2 separate regions of the Homo sapiens genome follow, and region 1 is linked to region 2. A link is an interaction called in ENCODE POLR2A ChIA-PET data of the cell type or tissue named here. Cell type or tissue: Panc1. All regions are shown on one strand.

Region 1 (5,000 bases), 140 kb before region 2:
GTATTCCCTAAATGCCTAGACACATAGCTACCTATCGATAAGTACTACTTGCTGACTGAATGAATTGAATAAATTCTAAATACATAGTCAAGAGACCCTAATCCATTTTCTCCATTTCCATTTAGGAAACAATCAATATATACATGGTAGGCAGGAAGAAAGGAGAGTCGTTTCAGACAGTTCTTTACCCTGCTGATCTCCTGTTCCTTAATAATATTCCTTAAACTTCTCTTCCCTTTTTTCCCCCATATTTCCAGAAAAATCTCCTGTCTCAAAAGCACAAAATCAGCTATAGAAAAGATTAATAAATTAGAAAACAAAAACATTTTAAGGGGTGACAGGAAGTACCTGGCAAAGGTAGACAAAAAGCTTATCTTCAGAATCTAAGGTCTGGAGACAACCCGGAGGGCAGTCTGGCTTCTATACCATAAATGAACAAATGGATACTAGCATAACACACTTAGCAGAAGAAAAAAAATTTAACCCAAAAGCACCTTCATAATTATGAAGCACAATCACTTGTAACATTAGTAACCTAAAATGATTTTGCCTTCTCCCTCTATCATCACTCTTAATTTCAAATGCTCATTTCTAAAATCTGTAGTATACAAAATTTTCTGTAGCCAACTATATATTCTAGAAGTCTCTTTCAGTGGCTTGCCTTTGAAAGAAGTTAAAAATGAAACTCATGTCTCTTGATTGGTACAATAATAAAGGAGACTCTGGAATGCTATAAGCTACCACTCTCTGTAAAGAGAGTGAAATCAGTCTGAACAAAGCTCACAAAGACAGAGACCAACAAACAGAACAAAGAAACCATTTGGAAAATCCCAATTATCAACCAACTTCTTGATCCAGCTCCAACACAATGAGAGAGGAGGATCTTGATCAAAACAGCAGAGAAAAAGACTGCTTAGATTGGTCTGCACTGGAAACTACCAAGGGAGTGATAGATTCCTGCATATAACACGCAGAAAATGGGAGGGAAGCCACTAGAAATTGATGGTGAAAAAGACTAAATTTAAGTCCATCCAGATCGGCAGCCAGATGTTCCAAACGCCCAGCTCACAGAAATATTTACTGCAAGGGCTGGGCCGTCAAGCGTACTGATGAGTATTGAAAAGCCCCGGCCGGGCGCGGTGGCTCACGCCTGTAATCCCAGCACTTTGGGAGGCCGAGGCGGGCGGATCACGAGGTCAGGAAATCGAGACCATCCTGGCTAACACGGTGAAACCCCGTCTCTACTAAAAATACAAAAAATTAGCCGGGCGTGGTGGCGGGCGCCTGTAGTCCCAGCTACTCGGGAGGCTGAGGCAGGAGAATGGCGTGAACCCGGGAGACGGAGCTTGCAGTGAGCCGAGATTGCGCCACTGCACTCCAGCCTGGGCGACAGAGCGAGACTCCGTCTCAAAAAAAAAAAAAAAAAAAAAAAAAGAAAAGCCCCCCCTAGAGACCAGGTTTCTTTAGAGATAAAAAGAACAAAAGCAAAAAACACAATGAAACCACCACCAATAGTTTGGACATAATTTAAAATATATACATATCAGGCCCAAAGTAGACTTCTTGTGTATGAACCAGATCGATTCAACTGACAATCCCCAATATTTAAACTGGCCTTTGTAAACAGAGCCAAAAAAATTTTTTGAAGGTAAAGTATAAGAAGAAAACATAATTCAATGCAATTAATGCCAAAAGTGAACCAAAATGTAATGTCCAGGATATTTCCAACATGAGTTGCTGAGATAGCTATCAACCTCTGAAACACATGTTCGTATATTAAGATAATCCATTCAGGCTTTGCAGAAGAGGAAGCACCACGATGGGGACAGAGGCATAGGTAGGAAAGTGGAGTGTTGATCAAAAGTCCAACCCACCTCGGGTTGAGGAATTTGCCCTAGGTTTTCTGGAGCAGTCAATAATTTGACACACAAACCAGCAAGGCCCTCAGCATCTCAACAATGTGTCCCCACAAATCACACTCTTCTTGCCCTAGGCCCAGAGTTACGCAAGAGAATCCAGCAACGTAAGGTTGGCATGCATTTTCCCCATGGCAGACATCAACACGAACCTCACCTTGTCACTGTCATCATGACAAATGTGGTCGTGATGGATGGACTGGCACTGAAAAGAAGCACCAACACTACCTACAAGAAAAAGGGAGGAAAGGTTAAGATGCAGTAATTCCTTACATTTAAACTGCTTTACCAATTAAAAGTGCTTTTACATCCATGATCCCATCTAATAAAATACTCATATAAGTAGACACTGTGGGGATTATTATTCATGCATTTTAACAGAGGAAAACAAAACACAGAGAGGCTGACCCACACAAAGGACCAGTTAGGGAGTGGCAGGTCTAAAACTACAACTCCATTATTCAAACTGCTAATTCCCCCTCTTTCTACTAGACCGAGTAGTCTGCTTTCAAAGTAAGATTACCTGCAGAAACACAAGCCTTCAATAAGGCAAACTCTTATTTATGAGGAAAAATATTACATTCCTTTTCAGACTACACATGCTTTGAGAAAAAACTGGTCCTATAAATTCTAAACATATAAGAAACAATCTAATCTACAATCACATAACACTTTAAATGTTTTTATTATTTTAAATGTATACCAAATATACCCATTTGTAAATTTTAAAAACTACCTTCCAATAACAACTGCTCTTTAATAATAGTTACATTTCTAGCCAATAAAAACACAAACTATTCAACAAGTGATTGGAACAACAGATTACCCATTTTTTTTAAAAAAAGTTTTGGTTTGTACTTCATACCATAAACAAAATGGTGAGTCAAAGATCTATGTAATGTAAAAAATGAGGCCAGTTTTAGACAAAAATGTTACATTTTTAAAATAATCTTAGAGGCCAGGTGCAGTGGCTTAGGCCTGTAATCCCAGCACTTTGGGAGGCCAGGGCGGGTGGATCACCCGAGGTTAGGAATTTGAGACCAAGCTGGCCAACATGGTGAAACCCTGTCTCTACTAAAAATACAAAAATTAGCCACGCGTGGTGGCGCACCCCTGTAATCCCAGCTAATAGGGAGGCTGAGGAAGGAGAATCACTTAAACCCGGGAAACAAGAGGTTGCAGTGAGCCAACCAAGATCATGCCACTGCACTCCAGCCTGCATGAGTGAGACCCTGTTTCAAAAAAAAATGAAAATGAAAATGAAAATAATCTTGGAATAAGAAAAACCTTCTGAAAGAAGATATTAAACATTAAGTCATAAATAAAAAGCACACGACTGTGGACCAAAGGCTAACAAAACCCCTCCTGAGTAGCTGGGATCACAGGCACACGCCACCACGCCCAGTTAATTTTTGTATTTTTAGTAGAGACGGGGTTTCGCCATGTTGGTCAGGCTGGTCTTGAACTCCTGACCTCATGATCTGCCTGCCTCTGCCTCCCAAAGTGCTAGGATTGCAGGCGTGAGCCACCCACCTGGCCTCAGACAGTACATTTTAAGATATTATTAATGTTGGGAAGATGTTAAGTAACATGAGGCTGAAGACTGTAAGTGAGGATCACCTGCTTATTTACTATTACAGTAAGAGCTTACTGATACTTCCAGATATGTAGAGCAGAAAATTCTCTTTCAGAATCGGATTTGTTTTGTTTTGTCTTGTTTTAAACAAAATTAGACACAATTCACATACTACACAATTATCTATTATTTAAAGTATACAATTCAATTTTTTTTTTTTAGTATATTCACAAAGTTGTACAACCATCATCACAATTTTAGGACATTTTCACCACCCTAAAAAGAAACCTCAAGCCCATTTATCTCTTCCCTGAGCCACTGACAACCACCACTCCAACTTCTGTGTATTTGCCAATTCTGGACATTTCATATAAACAGAATCATAAAACATGTGGTCTTTGTAATCAGGTTCATTCACCTACCATAATGTTTGCAAGGTTCATCCACACTGAACCGCGTACCAATCCATTCCTTTCTATGGCTAAATAATATTCCAGTATATGGATATACCACATTTTGTTTCACTCTGGAAATATTAAGACTAATGCTGTTTTGACATCCATTTATAAGTTTTTGTGTGAACGTTTATTTTCATTTCTCTTGTTGGGTCACTTGATCTCTCTATTCAACCTTTTGAGGAACTGCCAAACTGTTTTCCAAACTGACGGCATCGTTTATAATTCCACCAGCAATATATTACAGTTCCTCTGGCATTTTTTGAGTAGAATGACTTTGGAGTCAGACTTCAATACAATTCAGGAATTTACAGACTATGTGAACTTAGGTAAGTCACTTAACAAATCATATGCCTCCCTCATCTGTAAAATTAGAATATTATTATCTACTTATATGTAGGTAATCTACAGAGCTGTTCTGAGAGATATTAAAGTTAGATGTATGAAAAAGCTCATAGCACAGTGCCTGGCACACAGCAATTCAAGAAATGGTACTACAATTAACACTTCTATTCACATCAAGGCTGTGATTTACCTGTGAGACACTGCCTAAGTCCTCAATTTTTTTTGCTAGAGCTGTTTCATTGCCCTCATTTTTTGAGGAGGAAGGGGAAGAGATAACATGTCTGTCTCTCCAGCCACATAATAGGCTCCCTAATTTATCTTTTCATCTTCCAGCATGCAGCACATTTCCTGACTCATGGCAAGTACTAAGTAATTGCAAAAGCAAAGCATGAGAGAAAAGAAATAAAAGAAAGAGTTTTTAAAAGATAAAAAGGAAAAGGGGAAGAAAGGAAATGAAGCCTTCCTGATTTCTCCCTCCCTTTCCTAGTCTACACTTCCATCAGTCCCTCCACCTACAGACCCCAATGAGATTTAATGACCTCTTCCTCCTTTCTCCTGTACAAGCTGCTTAGCCCTTGTTATCAAAATTCCTATGTTGAAACCTAACCCCAAATGTAAGGGTATTCGGAGGTGGGGTGTTTGGAAGGTGATTGGGTTATGAAGGCAGAGAGCTCATGAATAGGATCAGTATCCTTATAAATTCAATCC
Region 2 (5,000 bases):
CCTCAGCCTCCTGAGTAGCTGGGATGACAAGCGTGTGCCACCATGCCTGGCTAATTTTTTGTATTTTAGTAGAGAAAGTGTTTCACCATATTGCCCAGGCTGGTCTTGAACTCCTGAGCTCAGGCAGTCCACCCGCCTTCGCCTCCCAAAGTGCTAGGATTACAGGCGTGAGCCACCACACCTGGCCGGTACCTTAAACTTTAATTATTCTAACTCCTATATTTAATTCAGCGAACACTAAGAACTGCAGTGGAAAAAGCCTTGGCTTTGGATCCCTGGCTCTGCTTCTTACTAGATACCTAACCATCTTTTATTTTTATTTATTTTTTACTTTAATTTAGAGATGGGGGGCTGGGCACAGTGGCTCATGCCTGCGATCCCAGCACTTTGGGAGGCCGAGGTGGGAGGATCACCTGAGGATGGGAGTTCGAGACCAGCCTGACCAACATGGAGAAACCCCGTCTCTACTAAAAATACAAAATTAGCCAGGCGTGGTGGCACATGCCTGTAATCCCAGCTACTAGGGAGGCTGAGGCAGGAGAATCTCTTGAACCTGGTAGGCAGAGGTTACAGTGAGCTGAGATCATGCCATTGCACTCCAGCCTGGGCAACAAGAGTGAAACTCCATCTCAAAAAAGAAAAAAAAAAAAATTAGAGGTGGGGTCTTGCTCTGTCTGTCACCTGGGCTATGGTGCAGTGGCATGATCTTAGCTCACTGCAGCCTTGAACTCCTGGGCTCAAGTAATGCTTCCACCTCAGTCTCCTGAATAGCTGGGACCACAGGTGTACACCACCATATCTGGCTAATACCTCATGTCCTTCGGCCTTAGTTTCCTCATCTGTAAAATGGGAATAGAAATAATTATTTTACAGGATTAGAAATAATGTATTTACAACCCTGTAATCTAGTGTCTAGCAGAGAAGGAAACTTAAGAAATAAATCATTGTTTATTATAGTAATGTTAAGATTCTGTGGTGGGTACTAAGGGATAAACAGAGTTAAGATTCCTGAAATGTTTTGTTACTTTTTTTTTTTTTTTCTGAGACAGTATCTTGCTCTGTTGCTCAGGCTGGAGTGCACTGGTGCCATTTCAGCTTACTGTAACCTCTGCCTCCCAGGCTCAAGCGATTCCCCTACCTCAGCCTCCCAAGTAGCTGGGACTACACTATACCTTGCTTACTTTTTATTTTCATATAATTTTTTTTTTTTGAGGTGGAGTCTTGCTCTGTTGCCCAGGCTGGAATGCAGTGGCTCTCCGCCTCCCCAGTTCAAGCAATTCTCCCGCCTCTGCCTCCCCAGTAGTTGGGATTACAGTCACACATGCCACCACGCCCGGCTAAGTTTTTTTTTTTTTTTGAGATGGAGTCTCGCTCTGTTGCCCAGGCTGGAGTACAGTGGCGCGGTCTCAGCTCACTGCAAGCTCTGCCTCCCAGGTTCATGACATTCTCCTGCCTCAGCTTCCTGAGTAGCTAGGACTACAGGCACCCACTACCACGCCCGGCTAATTTTTTGTATTTTTAGTAGAGACGGGGTTTCACCGTGTTAGCCAGGATGGTCTTGATCTCCTGACCTCGTGATCAGCCCATCTCGGCCTCCCAAAGTGCTGGGATTACAGGGGATTACAGGCGTGAACCATCTCGCCCAGTCTTGATTTTTTTTTTTTCTTTTTTTGAGACAGAGTTTTGCTCTGTCACCAGGCTAGAGTGCAGTGACACGATCTCGGCTCACTGAAACCTCCGCCTCCTGGGTTCAAGCAATTCTCGTGTCTCAGCCTCCCGAGTAGCTGGGACTACAGGCGTGTGCCGCCACATCCAGCTAATTTTTGTATTTTTAGTAGAGATGGGGTTTCACTATGTTGGTCAAGGTGGTCATGAACTCCTGACCTCTGGTGATCCACCCACCTCGGCCTCCCAAAGTGTTGAGATTAACAGGCGTGAGCCACCACTCCCAGCCCGGACTTTCTCTTATATAACCACCTAACAACAGTTCAGTTATCATAATTACAAAATTTAACAAATTCCTGAAGTAGTTTCTGAATTCAAATCCCTAAAGTATTTGTAATAGCTTTTTAAAACTATTTCCTTTTCTAGCAGGACTGTGACCAAAACCCTAATTTTCTATGGCTTCCCACTTGCCCTTGGATTGGATGTAAAATCTGTGCATGGCTTGTTGCCCGAGGCTGGCTAACCTGCAGGCCCACAGAAGGCAAAGGGCTTTGCACTGAGAGGCGCCTTCAGAGACTGGACGCCAGCCTTTTTCTCCCGTTCCACTGATGACTCAGCCACACATGGCACTGAGACTCGTGGCATTCACTCTGCCAACAGAGAAGCACAGCTCTCACCCTGCTTTGGCAGGCCTGGCACACTCCTATGGTGGCCCAGCGTCTGCTCTGGCTTTCTCTGAAATGTAAATCCATTCTTTTCCTGGTCAGCACACCTCCCAGCTCTAGCCTGGCACACAAGGCTCTCTCACTGGGTCCCCTGCTTACCAGCTCTTCCTCTCCTGCCTTTTTCCATCCTGTGCTCCACCCAACTGGCCTTTCTCCACGGTGACTTGTGTTTTCTCGCCCCCTGCTTCTGCACACATATTTTCCCCTGCCTGGGGAATGCTCTTCTTCCCCCGTTGGATTTTTCTATTATTTTCAAGGCCTGGCTCCAGTAGAAAATATTTCAATCACTTCCCTCTGAGCTGGAAACAAGATAGCTACCTGCACTTGTATTTAGCACTTCTATGGGGTCCTTCATTAGTGTTAGCCAACTGTAGTATGGGCCTGTCTATGGGTCTGGTTCCTCTGTCTGTGAGCTCCCTTGGGCAGAAACCATGTCTCATTTCTTCATTTCTCTGGTATTGCCCTGAACAGGGCCTGGCACAGGGTAGACATGGGTGACTGATGAAAGAATGAATAGCACAAATTACCCTGTGAGAGAGGGGCAGGCTTTTGAGTATAGAGATGATGCATGGATGTAGCACATAAATCATTTAAAAGACTGTTGTGGGTTTTATTATTGCTGCTAATGGTGTTATTCTTGGTAGAGATGTTACATTCGGCCAGGTGCTGTGGCACACTGTAATCCCAGCACTTTGGGAGGCCGAGGTGGGTGGATCACCTGAGGTCAGGAGTTCAAAACAAGCCTCGCTAACATGGTGAAACCTCATCTCTACTAAGAATACAAAAAATTAGCCGGGCGTGGTGGTGCGTGCCTGTAGTCCCAGCTACTTGGGAGGCTGAGGCAGGTAAATCGCTTAAACCCAGGTGGTGGAGGTTGCAGTGAGCCAACATTGTGCCACTGCACTCCAGCCTGGGTGACACAGTGAGACTCCATCTCAAAAACAAAACAAAACAAAACAAAAAAAACAAAGAGATGTTAAGAAGTTACATCCCGGCCAGGCATGGTGGCTCATGCCTGTAATCCCAGCACTTTGGGAGGCTGAGATGGGCAGATCACGAGGTCAGAAGTTCTAGACCAGCCTGGCCAATATGGTGAAACCCTATCCCTACTAAAAATACAAAAATTAGCCGCATGGTGGCGCACGCCTTTAGTCCCACCTACTTGGGAGGCTGAGGCAGAAGAATCACTTGAACTGGGGAGGCGGACGTTGCAGTGAGCCCACAGCACTCCAGCCTGGGTGACAGAGCAAGACTCCATCTCGAAAAAAGGAAAAAAAAAAAAAAAAGGATGTTACATCCCAAATGGCCTGACCTACCCAGTCAGGCCATTTTTTTTTTTCTTTTGAGATGGAGTTTTGCTCTTTTTGTCCAGGCTGGAGTGCAATGGCGCGATCTTGGGTCACCGCAACTTCTGCCTCCTGGGTTCAAGTGATTCTCCTGCCTCAGCTTCCCAAGTAGCTAGGATTACAGGCATGCGCCACCATGCCTGGCTAATTTTGTATTTTTAGTAGAGATGGGGTTTCACCGTGTTGGTCAGGCTGGTCTTGACGCCTAACCTCGTGATCCGCCCACCTCTGTCTCCCAAAGTGCTGGGATTACAGGCGTGAGCCTGCACAGCGGACCAGAGATCTTGATGCTCTTCTTGTAACTGTTTTAGGGTACCATGAACTATACCCGTAATTAGACTGCAAACTTAATTGATAAATATTGTGTGTGTTCTGACTGCTTCACTGGCTGATTGTTCCCCGTCTCTTTCCCTCTCCTCAGGCGTTCCTATTCCCTGAGACACAACAATGTTGAAATTAAGCCAATTAATAACCCTACAATGGCCTCTAAGTGTTCAAGTGAAAGGAAGAGTCACACATCTGTCACTTGAAATAAAAATCTAGAAATGATTAAGCTTAGTGAGGAAGGCATGTCCAAAGCTGATAGGCTGAAAGGGAGGCCTCTTGTGCCAAATAATTAGCCAAATTGTGAATGCAAAGGAAAAGTTCTTGAAGAAAATTAAAAGTGCTACTCCACTGAACACATGAGTGATAAGAATGCGAAACAGCCTTACTGCTGATAGATAGTAGTCTGGATAGAAGATCAAACCAGACACAAAATTCCTTGAGCCAAAGCCTAATCCAAAGCAAGGCCACAATTCTCCTCAATTCTGTGAAGGCTAGGAGAGGTGAGGAAACTGCAGAAGAAAATTTGGAAGCTAGCAGAGGTCGGTTCATGAGATTTAAGGTAAGAAGCTGTAGGCTGGGTGCAGTGGCTCACGCCTGTACTCCCAGCACTTTGGGAGGCCGAGGCGGGCAGATCAACTGAGGTCAGGAGTTTGAGACCAGCCCAACCAACATGGAGAAACATCGTCTCTACTAAAAATACAAAATTAGCTGGGCGTGGTGGTGCATGCCTGTAATCCCAGCTACTTGGGAGGCTGAGGCAGGAGAATCACTTGAACCTGGGAGGGCGAGTTTGCGGCGAGTTTGCGGCGAGCCGAGATGGCGCCATTGCACTCCAGCCTGGGCAACAAGAGCGAAACTCCGTCTCAAAAAAAGAAAAAAAGTTGTCTCTGTAATATAAACGTGCGCAGTGAAGCAGCAAGTGCGGATGTAGAAGCTG

What was found. ChIA-PET counts read pairs that join two places held together with the same protein. Peaks named below come from ENCODE experiments on the same cell type or tissue, not always from the same donor. Only the 100,000 strongest peaks of a DNase experiment are listed, where the experiment ranks them.
Region 1: POLR2A ChIA-PET joins it to region 2 with 6 read pairs; 4 of 35 experiments call an interaction of 5 or more read pairs at or near these places.

What each region holds. Positions count from the first base shown.
Region 1 is chr9:36,422,540-36,427,539 of GRCh38, forward strand. It overlaps a transcript of RNF38 not described here. Among named protein-coding and RNA genes, the nearest start is that of RNF38, 25 kb to the left of the region's middle. In Panc1, no CTCF peak of the experiment used is centred here; no DNase peak of the experiment used is centred here.
Region 2 is chr9:36,564,643-36,569,642 of GRCh38, forward strand. No RefSeq gene overlaps it. Among named protein-coding and RNA genes, the nearest start is that of MELK, 5.8 kb to the right of the region's middle. In Panc1, no CTCF peak of the experiment used is centred here; a DNase peak (open chromatin) is centred at 2,289; H3K27ac peaks cover 1,184 bases.